Linked DNA regions of Homo sapiens: region 2 is linked to region 1. A link is an interaction called in ENCODE POLR2A ChIA-PET data of the cell type or tissue named here. Cell type or tissue: OCI-LY7. All regions are shown on one strand. Links, peaks and the distances in the headings refer to the core of each region. The heading gives the core; the rest is flanking DNA.

Region 1 (5,382 bases), core at 257-5,256:
GGGTGGATCATGAGGTCAGGAGATCGAGACCATCCTGGCTAACGCGGTGAAACCCTGTCTCTACTAAAAATACAAAAAAGTAGCAGGGCGTGGTGGCGGGTGCCTGTAGTCCCAGCTACTGGGGAGACTGAGGCAGGAGAATGGCGTGAACCCGGGAGGCGGAGCTTGCCGTGAGCCAAGATCGGGCCACTGCATGCCAGCCTGGGCAACAGAGCAAGACTCTGTCTCAAAAAAAAAAAAAAAAGAAAAGAAAAAAAAAAGAAAAAAATAATTAGTCAGGCATGGCGGTACACACCCATGGTCCCAGCTACCTGGGAGGCTGAAGCAGGAGGATCACTTGAGCCCAGGAGGTCAAGACTGCAGTGAGCCGTGATTGTGCCACTGCACTCCAGCCTGGGTGATACAATGAAACTCTGACTCAAAAAATAAAAGAAAAACGTATAGAAAGAACTTTAAGGCCGGGCGCGGTGGCTCACGCACTTTAGGAGGCCAGCGCAGGCAGATCACGAGGTCAGGAGTTCAAGGACAGCCTGGCCAGCATGGTGAAACCTGGTCTCTACTAAAGATACAAAAAATTAGCCACGCATGGTGGCGCGTGCCTGTAAACCCAGCTGCTCGGGAGGCTGAGGCAGGAGAATCACTTGAAGCTGAGAGGCAGAGGTTGCAGTGAGCCAAGATGGCACCACTGCACTCCAGCCTGGGTGAGGGGTCCAGACTCCGTCTCCAAAAAAAAAAAAAGAACTTTAAAAACTATGTGGTACCATGTAATATATAAATATTTTAAATAAATATACCATCCTCCTCCTGATGTCATGTTTCCTGCTGTTGTGAAAGCTGACCAGGAGAAGAGTCAGAAGACTGACCAGCTGACCCTCAGCCTGTTTTTTCCCTGCTCCCTTCCTGAGGCATGGAGATCAGCAAATCTTAAGGATTGTAAGGTTGAGATTACCCAACTAACACTGATTTGACAGGTGAGAAATCTGAAGATCAGAGAAAGTCAATAATTCCTCTAATATCACAAAATTGTGGCAAAATGGGAAAAACTAATGTTTTCTGCAATGCTTTGCAGCTTTCTCAGCAAGCAGTGAACTAGGAGGAGCTGAGATGTTCAGTGAGAGCACACATTAAAACCACCTGAGGAGCTTTCTCCTCATCCATACACCTGCAACTGCTCCAGGTGGAAGGGGAAAAGCCAGCATGTGGCATCGTGAGGAGGGTTGATCTTTTTGGAAATAAATATTATATGTAGGACTTAAGAAAAAGTACCGCAGAATATAAAGCGAAAAATCTCCTCGCCCTTCTTCTCCAGCTGCTACCCAGTTACACTCCCAGAAGGCAACCAAAGTTACTAGTTTCTAGAGTGTCCTTTAGAAATATCCTACACATACATACACTCACACTTTTTCCCCTATGTAAATGGTGGCATACTAGAAACACACTGTTCTGTATCTTGCTTTTATTACTTAATACATCTTGGTTGGCCAGGCGCGGTGGCTCACACCTGTAATCCCAGCACTGTGGGAGGCCAAGGCGGGCGGATCACGAGGTCAGGAGATCGAGATCATCCTGGCTAACACGGTGAAACCCCATCTCTACTAAAAATACAAAAAAATTAGCCAAGCATGGTGGCGGGCGCCTGTAGTTCCAGCTACTCAGGAGGCTGAGGCGGGAGAATGGCATGAACCCAGGAGGCAGAGCTTGCAGTGAGCCGAGATTGCGCCACTACCCTCTAGCCTGGGCAACAGAGTGAGACTCCGTCTCAAAAAAAAAAAAAAAAAAAAACATCTTGGCAATTATTCTCATCAATTTATGGTTCTTTCTATTGCTAAACAGTATTTCTCTATATGGGCCGGGTGCGGTGGCTCACACCTGTAATCCCAGCACTTTGGGAGGCTGAGGCGGGTGGATCACCTGAGGTTGAGAGTTCGAGACCAGCCTGACCAACATGGTGAAACCCCGTCTCTACTGAAAATATAAAAATTAGCCAGGCGTGGTGGCACATGCCTGTAATCCCAGCTACTCGAGAGGCTGAGGCAGGAGAATCGCTTGAACCCAAGAGGCAGAGGTTGCGGTGAGCCGAGATCGTGCCATTGCACTCCAGCCTGGGCAACAAGAGTGAAACTCTGTCAAAAAAAAAAAAAAAAGAGTATTTCACTATATGAACATTCATGCATTTTGTAAAAGTTTTCCAACTAATTCTGATCTGCTGTCCTAAAACATGCTTTAAGTTATCTATCTCTGCACTCTCCTCCCAACTCAGATATCCCAAATAAATAAAGCTATAAATGGAATGAAGAGGCAAAAAAAAAGATTTTAACCCAGGGTCATCCAATTTTTTTCTAACAGTGGCCTAAATGATTAGAAACCCATGAGGTACAATTTTTTAATGCACATTGTTTAACTTTCAGCTATGGTGAGTCCTGAGTTCAACAATTACACTCAATGTCACTCAAAGTCACAAGTTAAGTGACTTGTCCATTTTTTCCCTCATCTCAGTAATCCTTCCTTGTCCGTTTTGTGGTATGACTTTAGTGAAGTTTAACTTTATTATCTCAAAAAAAAAAAAAGTCAGTTTTCTTTAAAAGTACTATCCGCCCAATACAGAAGGAAAAAAAAAAAAACACACACACACACACACACACACACACTAGCAAAATCAGGAAATTAGCCCCTACTAGCATACAAATTTACAGGTCAAAGCAAGCCCTTCCTGTCCTCGCATGAACTGCAGCCTGGAGACCACGACAACCTCCTTCCTCAAAACTTATCCATGAGATACACGGCAACAGTGCTCAGATTTTGTTTTTTAACCAGAATGTTTTCCTCAAAAGTCTTAAATGAAAGCTAAATGTACAAAAGATACAATGGAGAAACATTCCGATCTAGTAAGAATGGGAGACCTAGGATTCATCTTTTCAGTCTCCCCCTGCCCTTTCCCATCCTTCCCTCCACCCTTCACTCTAGTCCTGGCTCACTAAGATACCTCGGCAGAATACTTTACATTTGAAACCCACTGAAATAAAAGAATCTAGTTTAAAGTTCAGACTGAAGGGGAAGGGAGCACCTTAAGTGGCAGTATCAAATTATAATTTCAGTTCTTAGCACCAAAACTCATTAACTCAGGGTAGTTACATGGTTGACTCATGAACTGAAAAAATTCTACGAATTGTTTAAGAAATCTGATCGAGATTTTATAAGCAACTTCCTCATCTCTTAAATATCAACATATAATGTTTTAGGATGGGAATAATATAGTAATAATTATATGTCACTGTCATAAAAGACAACAGCACTTCTAACTGAATTATACAGATAAACCCAGAACTAGCCTCTTATATATTGCAAACAGGTAATACAATATTGCAAAATGAAATTGATCTATTTAAGTTCCTTTTTAAATCCTCTCATATTAAATAAACGCACACATATTTACTCAACAGGAAAATCTTGCAACAACAAAATTTCAAATACTATCCTGCCAAAAAAAAAAGCAATTTTTCCTCTCAGCAGGAACTCCTGGCTTTTGGCCCACAATTTTTGCATAACCAAAATGTGTTATGCAAAGGTGTTCAAGGTGGCCTAAGCTATCTTGGAAAAAAAGCTAAAAATGGCCAGGCACAGTGGCTCACACCTGTAATCCCAGCACTTTGGGAAGCCAAGGCCGGCGGATCACAAGGTCAGGAGATCAAGACCATCCTGGCCAACGTGGTAAAACTCCATCTCTACTAAAACACACCCACAAAAAAAAAAATTAGCCGGACATGGTGGTGCACACCTATAGTCCCAGCTACTCGAGAGGCTGAGGCAGGGGAATCGCTTGAATCTGGGAAGCGGAGGTTGTAGTGAGCTGGCATCGTGCCACTGCACTCCAGCTTGACAACAGAGCGAGACTCCATCTCAAAAAAAAAAAAAAAAAAAAAAAAAAGCTAAAAATATACTTCACTGTGGCAGGACTGCAGATGCCACTTCAGATGAGCAAGAATGAATCCACCAAGCGTCACAATAGAGGTGAAGCCTACATTTCACCAAAGCAGAAAAAGGATCCCACAAAATATGTAATTTTTACGTGATAAAATAATAAAACCTACTGATACAAAAGTATGGGGTAGGGCAATGCCTTTATGACATTCAAATGCTAAAATATTAGTTATTAAACTGAGGAAAATTAGGTCACACCAGTTCCCACAAAGCTGTCCAGCTCTACACCAATTCTAAAAGTATGTTAGGCAAGACAAAGCTAAGAAGGACCACCACCCTGGGCATCCCAACACCCAAAATCCTCCAACCTGGGGATAATTTAAAGAAAGCCGACCTCCTAAACTTATTACAGAGCCCAGCATGCAGGAGAGGAAAGACTAGAAATTATCTAAGTGAATTCTGTAATTTGTACAAGACCAGAGTGGTGCTATACTGTAATAAATTTTCTCTTGTAAAATAAACTAAAGCATTCTTCCCTTTGGGGGGAAAAAAAAGCTACTGCTTCTCAGCCTTTTGGTTAAGATCCAATCTGGGAGAATGCCATTAACAAGGTATTTTATTTGCAGCCTCTTTTGACATCATGACATCTTACTTAAAGACAGAGAAACAAATAGAAGCTAAAGAAAAAGCTTTTTAGTTAACCTATCCTACCTCTTATAAAGTATGATATTGAAAGAAAAATTTTAATAAGGATATAATTATTTGATAAATCTATGGGTACACATACTCAATAAGTAATTCTGGCCAGGCACAGTGGCTCACGCCTGTAATCCCAGCACTTTGGGAGGCCGAGGCAAGTGGATCACTAGAAGCCAAGAGTTTGAGACCAGCCTGGCCAAAAAAACAAAACCCCGTCTACACTAAAAATACAAAAACTAACCGGGCATGGTGACACATGTCTGTAATCCCAGCTACTCAGGAGGCTGAGCAAGAGAATCACTTGAACTCAGGAGGCAGAGGTTGCAGTGAGACAAGATCATGCCACTGCACTCCAGCCTGAGCAAGAGAACAAGACTCTATCTCAAAAAATAATAATAAATACATAATTCTTAAATGAAAGAAAAATGATGCTATTTTACCTCTACAAAAAGTGCTGTCCCAAGACAGCAGTACAATGTAACAATATCCAACTGAAAACTCTGTGGTATGTCGACACTACATTGAACTAATTCTCTGAACTGAACAACACTCACTCACTCACTCAACTTATAAGAACAAACATATTTCAAAGCCAGCCAAGCGCGGTGGCTCACGTCTGTAATCCCAGCACTTTGGGAGGCAGAGGCAGGTGGATCACTTGAGGTCAGGAGTTCAAGGCCAGTCTGGCCAACCTGGCAAAACCTCGTCTCTACTAAAAATACAAAAAATACGGCTGGGCGCGGTGGCTCACGCCTGTCATTCCAG
Region 2 (5,382 bases), core at 191-5,190, 95 kb after region 1:
TTTTTTTTTTTTTTGAGATGGAGCCTTGCTCTGTCACCCAGGCTGGAGTACAGTGACATGATCTCGGCTCACTGCAACCTCCATCTCCCAGGTTCAAGCGATCTTCCTGCCTCAGCCTCCTGAGTAGCTGGGATTACAGGCACGCACCACCACACCCAGCTAATTTTTTGATTTTTAGTAGAGATGTGCTTCACCGTGTTGGCCAGGCTGGTCTCGATTTCCTGATGTCAGGTGATCCACCCGCCTCAGCCTCCTAAAGTGCCAGCACCAATGTGCCCGGCTGGAATGGAGCTCTTAATATAAATTGTACTTATTAGTTTTTCGTTTCAGCCTATAAAATGTACAAATCTTTCTCTTTAAAAAAAAAAAAACACTCCTTTGATGCTGTATGCCTTGCAAGTTAACACACTTTCCATCTACTCTTCATAGCAGAGTTCTTACAAGAGAGATCCACGCATGTGCTTTTCATTTCACCATTGACTCAGAAGTTACATTTATGATTTTATCACAAAGAAATATTGAGAGAGGCATACAGAGTTATGGATAAGGATGCTCATTACAACCTTTTTACAATACTAAAAAATTGGAAACAACCTAAATAATTGATGATAGGGAGGCTTTAAAAAATTATGGCATCTATAAATGAGAATTTGGCTTTGCTGCAAATAGCAGATGACCCACAATAACTGTGGTAGGAGGAGGGATGCTATCTGGGACCGTGTGATGGCTCACTCCCCAGAGTCCTTGCAGCTTGGTTTCCTCCTTTTTCATTACTCTACTCTGTCTGGCTTCATACCTAAGATTACTTCACAGACCAAGAGGGCTTCTCCTGTTCTAGTTATCAGCAAGAGGGACTAGACAAAGAAAACTGGGGCAACTATCATTCACCAACTGTCTCTTAAGGAAGCATCCAAAAACTGACTTACATGTTTATCTAGGGTAGAATTGTTACTATATTAGAGAAGACAGAAACTATGCTTGGACCCAGGCCTTGAGCTGATTAGGGTTGAACTTTAGGCAAAGAACAACTCAGATAGTTAGTCTAAAAGGAGTTTTTTCTACATTTATCTGTTTGAAATTTCCCAGCATCAAATTTTATATTTTCCTATATTGAGGGGAAGGGGCCCCATTAGGATATTTTGCCCTTTTGCCCAATGTATACACTTTTTAACCCATAATCTGTTTTATAAAATTGCAATCTTTCGGCCTGGCGCAGTGGCTCACGCCTGTAATCCCAGCACTTTGGAAGGCCAAGGTGGGTGGATCACGAGGTCAGGAGATCCAGTCCATCCTGGCTAACACGGTGAAACCCCGTCTCTACTAAAAATCCAAAAACAAACTTAGCCGGGTGTGGTGGCGGGCGCCTGTAGTCCCAGCTACTCGGGTGGCTGAGGCAGGAGAATGGCGTGAAGCCAGGAGGCGGAGGTTGCAGTGAGCCGAGATCGCACCACTGCACTCCAGCCTGGGTGACAGAAGGAGACTCCGTCTCAAAAAAGAAAAAAAAATTGCAATCTTTCAAACATCTTGCTTACATGCATCAGCCCCCAGTGGCTGGTATAATTCCCTTTGGTTCATCCAAATATAGAGTACTTCTGTCAAGCAACTAGTGCTTGTTAAACCCCCTAACACACTTCCTTGCATAGGGTAGAAGCACAATTACTTATTGTTTATTTATTTTAAAAAATTGTTCATTGACTTGAGTTGTACCATGTACCACCTAAGAAATAGAAGAATAAGGCACAGGCCTAGTCTTATATTTTAAGTTTAGCTAAAGAGACACACAAAACAACAGAAAATAATAGAATACTATTCAAATCAGGTACGAAGTGGGGTAGTCTAAGCTATAGTTGGTAGAGGAGTTCAGTGAAGGTTTCTAAATACAAGGAAGGTGTGTAGTAAAGAATTTGGCCTTGTCCAATGAGAGATCTGGTCTCTCATTGGCTTTTGGGAGGTTATCTGTGTCATACCTGATAGCAGTGTCTTTGCTCTGTGAGGGAAGCTCACTTGGAGAAAGGCTCACAGGAACAGGTGTTGCTCCACGCCTTTCTTTTAGTGGCTCCACCCCCTGATAGTGGGTGAGATCAATCATTTGCTTATGACACAGTCCTAGACTTAAGAGTTGGAAGGACTCTCAGGCAGTCATCAGGTGCATCCCAGAATTATTTTATCTTTACTGATGATGCAGCTCCTGCCAGGTCACATGGAAAGCAGGGGAGCTAGAACTCGGGTTCTGTGTCATCCTACCCCATGTTCTCTCTGCCACATCACATTGCCTGCTCGTGACACTGGACCACTGTAATCATGGACGGTACTCTGTCCCTGAGCTTCTGGGGTGAAACTGGCTATTAACCCTTGCCATGTCTCCCTTCCCTGAGCCTTGAATCCTGCTTGCCCTGTGGTGCCCCCATGTCCCCCAGTACGGTTCTCCCCGCTGCCCTCTATAACCAAGCACCTGGCAGGTTATTGCTTTTCCATAAAGCTGGAAAACTCTTAGACAGTGAGAGGCAGGTGGCCAGACTGCTGCTGTCCTTTGAAGGTTTAGGGCCAAGACTGAGCAGCAATTGAAAGTATCCATTGAACACCTGCTGTGAGTAAGACATCGCCTCTATCTTAAGCCTTTGCTCTATTCCAATGGAAACTACAGTTTCCAGGCTCCCATGTCCATTGGCTTCTGGAGGGGTTTGACCAGTAGATGGCAATGATGGATGACTAGGAGGTAGCAGAGGGAAGAACCAGGTATTTCCCCCATCCTCCACCCTAAGTGGCATGTCCATCAGCAGGTTGGTGTTTTCCCTGACATCTAGCTAGTTCTCCTGACATCTAGTTCCCACCACTGCTCCCCTTCCATGGCTCTGCTGTCCCCTATCTTAGAGGTGGTGGTGCCCTTCTGCTGTGGCCAGTCTCTGCGTTGTTTCACTGTTTCCTGTTTGGCCTCTCAGCTCTTCCCATACAGTGGGTAAACAGGTCTCTATATTAAATTCCTTCTGAAATACCTGGTGGTCTCCATTTTCTTGGTTAGACCTTGACTGATTAATGGCTCATGTAACATCCGTCCATCGGGGGACTTATGATAGGTTGGAGAGTCAAGAATTAAATATATGCAGCCTGTAATCCCAGCACTTTGGGAGGCTGAGGCGGGCGGATCATCTGAGGTCAGGAGTTCTAGACCAGCCTGGCCAACATGGTGAAACCCTGTCTGTACTGAAAATACAAAAACTAGCCAGGCATGGTGGCGCACGCCTGTAATCCCGATTACTGACAGGCTGAGGCAGGAGAATCGCTTGAACCCAGGTGGCGGAGGTTGCAGTGAGCTGAGATCATGCCACTGCACTCCAACCTAGGTGACAGAGCAAGACTCCGTCTCAAAAAAAAAAAAAAAAGTATATATATATATGTATGTAAAATACTAGTAAAATAAAATGTAGAGATTCCATACATGTACTAAAAATCACTGAGTTATTAGCTGGGCTTGGTGGCTCACACCTGTAATCTCAGCTACTTGGGAGGCTGAGGTGGGAGGATCACTTGAGCCTGGAAGTCAAGGCTCCAGTGAGCTGTGATTGTACCACCGCATTCCAGCCTGGGTGACAGAGCAAGACTCTGTCTCAAAAAAATAAATTATCAGCCAGGTGTGGTGGCTCACGCCTGTACTCCCAGCACTTTGGGAGGCCAAGGTGGGTGGATCACGAGGTCAGGAGTTTGAGACCAGCCTGGCCAATATGGTGAAACCCTGTCTCTACTAAAAATACAAAATTAGCTGGGCATGGTGGCACATGCCTGTAATCCCAGCTACTCGGGAAGCTGAGGCAAGAGAATCACTTGAACCGGGGAGGCAGAGGTTGCAGTGAGCTAGGATGGTGCCATTGCATTCCAGCCTAGGCAACAAGACCGAAACACCATCTCAAAAATAAATAAATAAAATAAAATATTCAGGAGAAAAAATGAAAAATGAAGAGTGAGTAGATTAGACTAGTGATCTCCAAACATTTTTATCACACTCCCCTAATGGCAAGAAACAACATTTGAGCTTGCACCTCCATATTTATGTACTTATTTATTCAAACTGTGTACATGTTAAACCCTGTTGGTATATGATGCCTTATAAAATAGCTACAAAATATAAATGTAAACAGAAAAACAGGTAAATAGAAGTCCTGGTGATTCATTGCTTTACCTCAATGAGTCATCTTACACATCTCCTGTGGTGCCTACCCCACTTTGAAATCATAAACCGCTTGTAGAAGTGGCCATCAAAGAGCTCTGCAAGGGACTGCAAGAAAGAAGGACTGGGGGCCAGGTGCAGTGGCTCACACCTGTAATCCCAGCACTTTGGGAGACTGAGGTGGGCGGATCACAAGGTCAGGAGTTTGAGACCAGCCTGGCCAATATGGTGAAACCCCGTCTTTACTAAAAATACAAAAATTAGCTGAGCATGGTGGCAGGTGTCTGTAGTCCCAGCTACTGGGGAGGCTGAGGCAGGAGAATCCCTTGAACCTGGGAGGCGGAGGTTGCAGTGAGCTGAGATTGCTCCACTGCACTCCAGCCTGGGCAACAGAGTGAGACTCCATCTCAAAAAAAAAAAAGAAAAAAGAAAGAAAGACTGGGGAGTTCTTTCTTTTTTTTTTAAAGGAGGGTTTAAATTAGGCTAATGCAGCAATAACAGCCACACTTTTGATGTTTACACATTTCTTTACAGTTCTTGAAGTCTCGCTCTGTTGCCCAGGCTGGAGTGCAGTGGCACGGTCTCGGCTGACTGCAAGCTCCACCTCCCAGGTTCACACCACTCTCCTGCCTCAGCCTCCCAAGTAGCTGGGACTACAGGCGCCCGCCACCACGCCCGGCTAATTTTTTTTTTGTATTTTTAGTAGAGATGGGGTTTCACCGTGTTAGCCAGGATGGTCTCAATCTCCTGACCTCGTGATCCGCCCGCCTCGGCCTCCCAAAGTGCTGGGATTACAGGCGTGAGCCACCGTTCCGGCCCTTTTTACAGTTCTTAAATGCTTTCTGACCTGTGTTATCTCATTGACTCTTTCAAATAATGAGAAAGGAAGTGAATCAAAATAGGAGATAGATTGGGGAAAACTTGAACGTGTGACCAAGAGGAGTTTGGACTTGATCATAAAAGTAATGATGCTTTATCAGATGTGTCACATCACAGAGCAGATATTTACAGTCCAAAGTCCCTCCCTAAATGATTGGCCTCACCCACAATGACTGGGTGGAGCCACCGAAAGAAAGGCATGGAGCAACACTTCTTCCTGCATCGCCCCTCAAAAGAGCAGATCCCAGTTCTCTGAAGATAAATGGAAGGCAGCCATGAACTTCCCCCTCTTTGAGGTTTATCTTTCAGCACCTTAGCACCTCAGAACAACAGAGAATTAG

Evidence for each region. ChIA-PET counts read pairs that join two places held together with the same protein. Peaks named below come from ENCODE experiments on the same cell type or tissue, not always from the same donor. Only the 100,000 strongest peaks of a DNase experiment are listed, where the experiment ranks them.
Region 2: POLR2A ChIA-PET joins it to region 1 with 8 read pairs; 11 of 35 experiments call an interaction of 5 or more read pairs at or near these places.

Annotation. Positions count from the first base shown.
Region 1 is chr17:16,196,597-16,201,978 of GRCh38, forward strand. The region is part of intron 1 of NCOR1 (nuclear receptor corepressor 1); the gene reads right to left. Among named protein-coding and RNA genes, the nearest start is that of NCOR1, 16 kb to the right of the region's middle. In OCI-LY7, for the core only: no CTCF peak of the experiment used is centred there; a DNase peak (open chromatin) is centred at 2,665; H3K4me3 peaks cover 829 bases; H3K27ac peaks cover 558 bases.
Region 2 is chr17:16,292,039-16,297,420 of GRCh38, forward strand. All of the region lies in intron 2 of PIGL (phosphatidylinositol glycan anchor biosynthesis class L), which reads left to right. Among named protein-coding and RNA genes, the nearest start is that of MIR1288, 13 kb to the left of the region's middle. In OCI-LY7, for the core only: no CTCF peak of the experiment used is centred there; no DNase peak of the experiment used is centred there.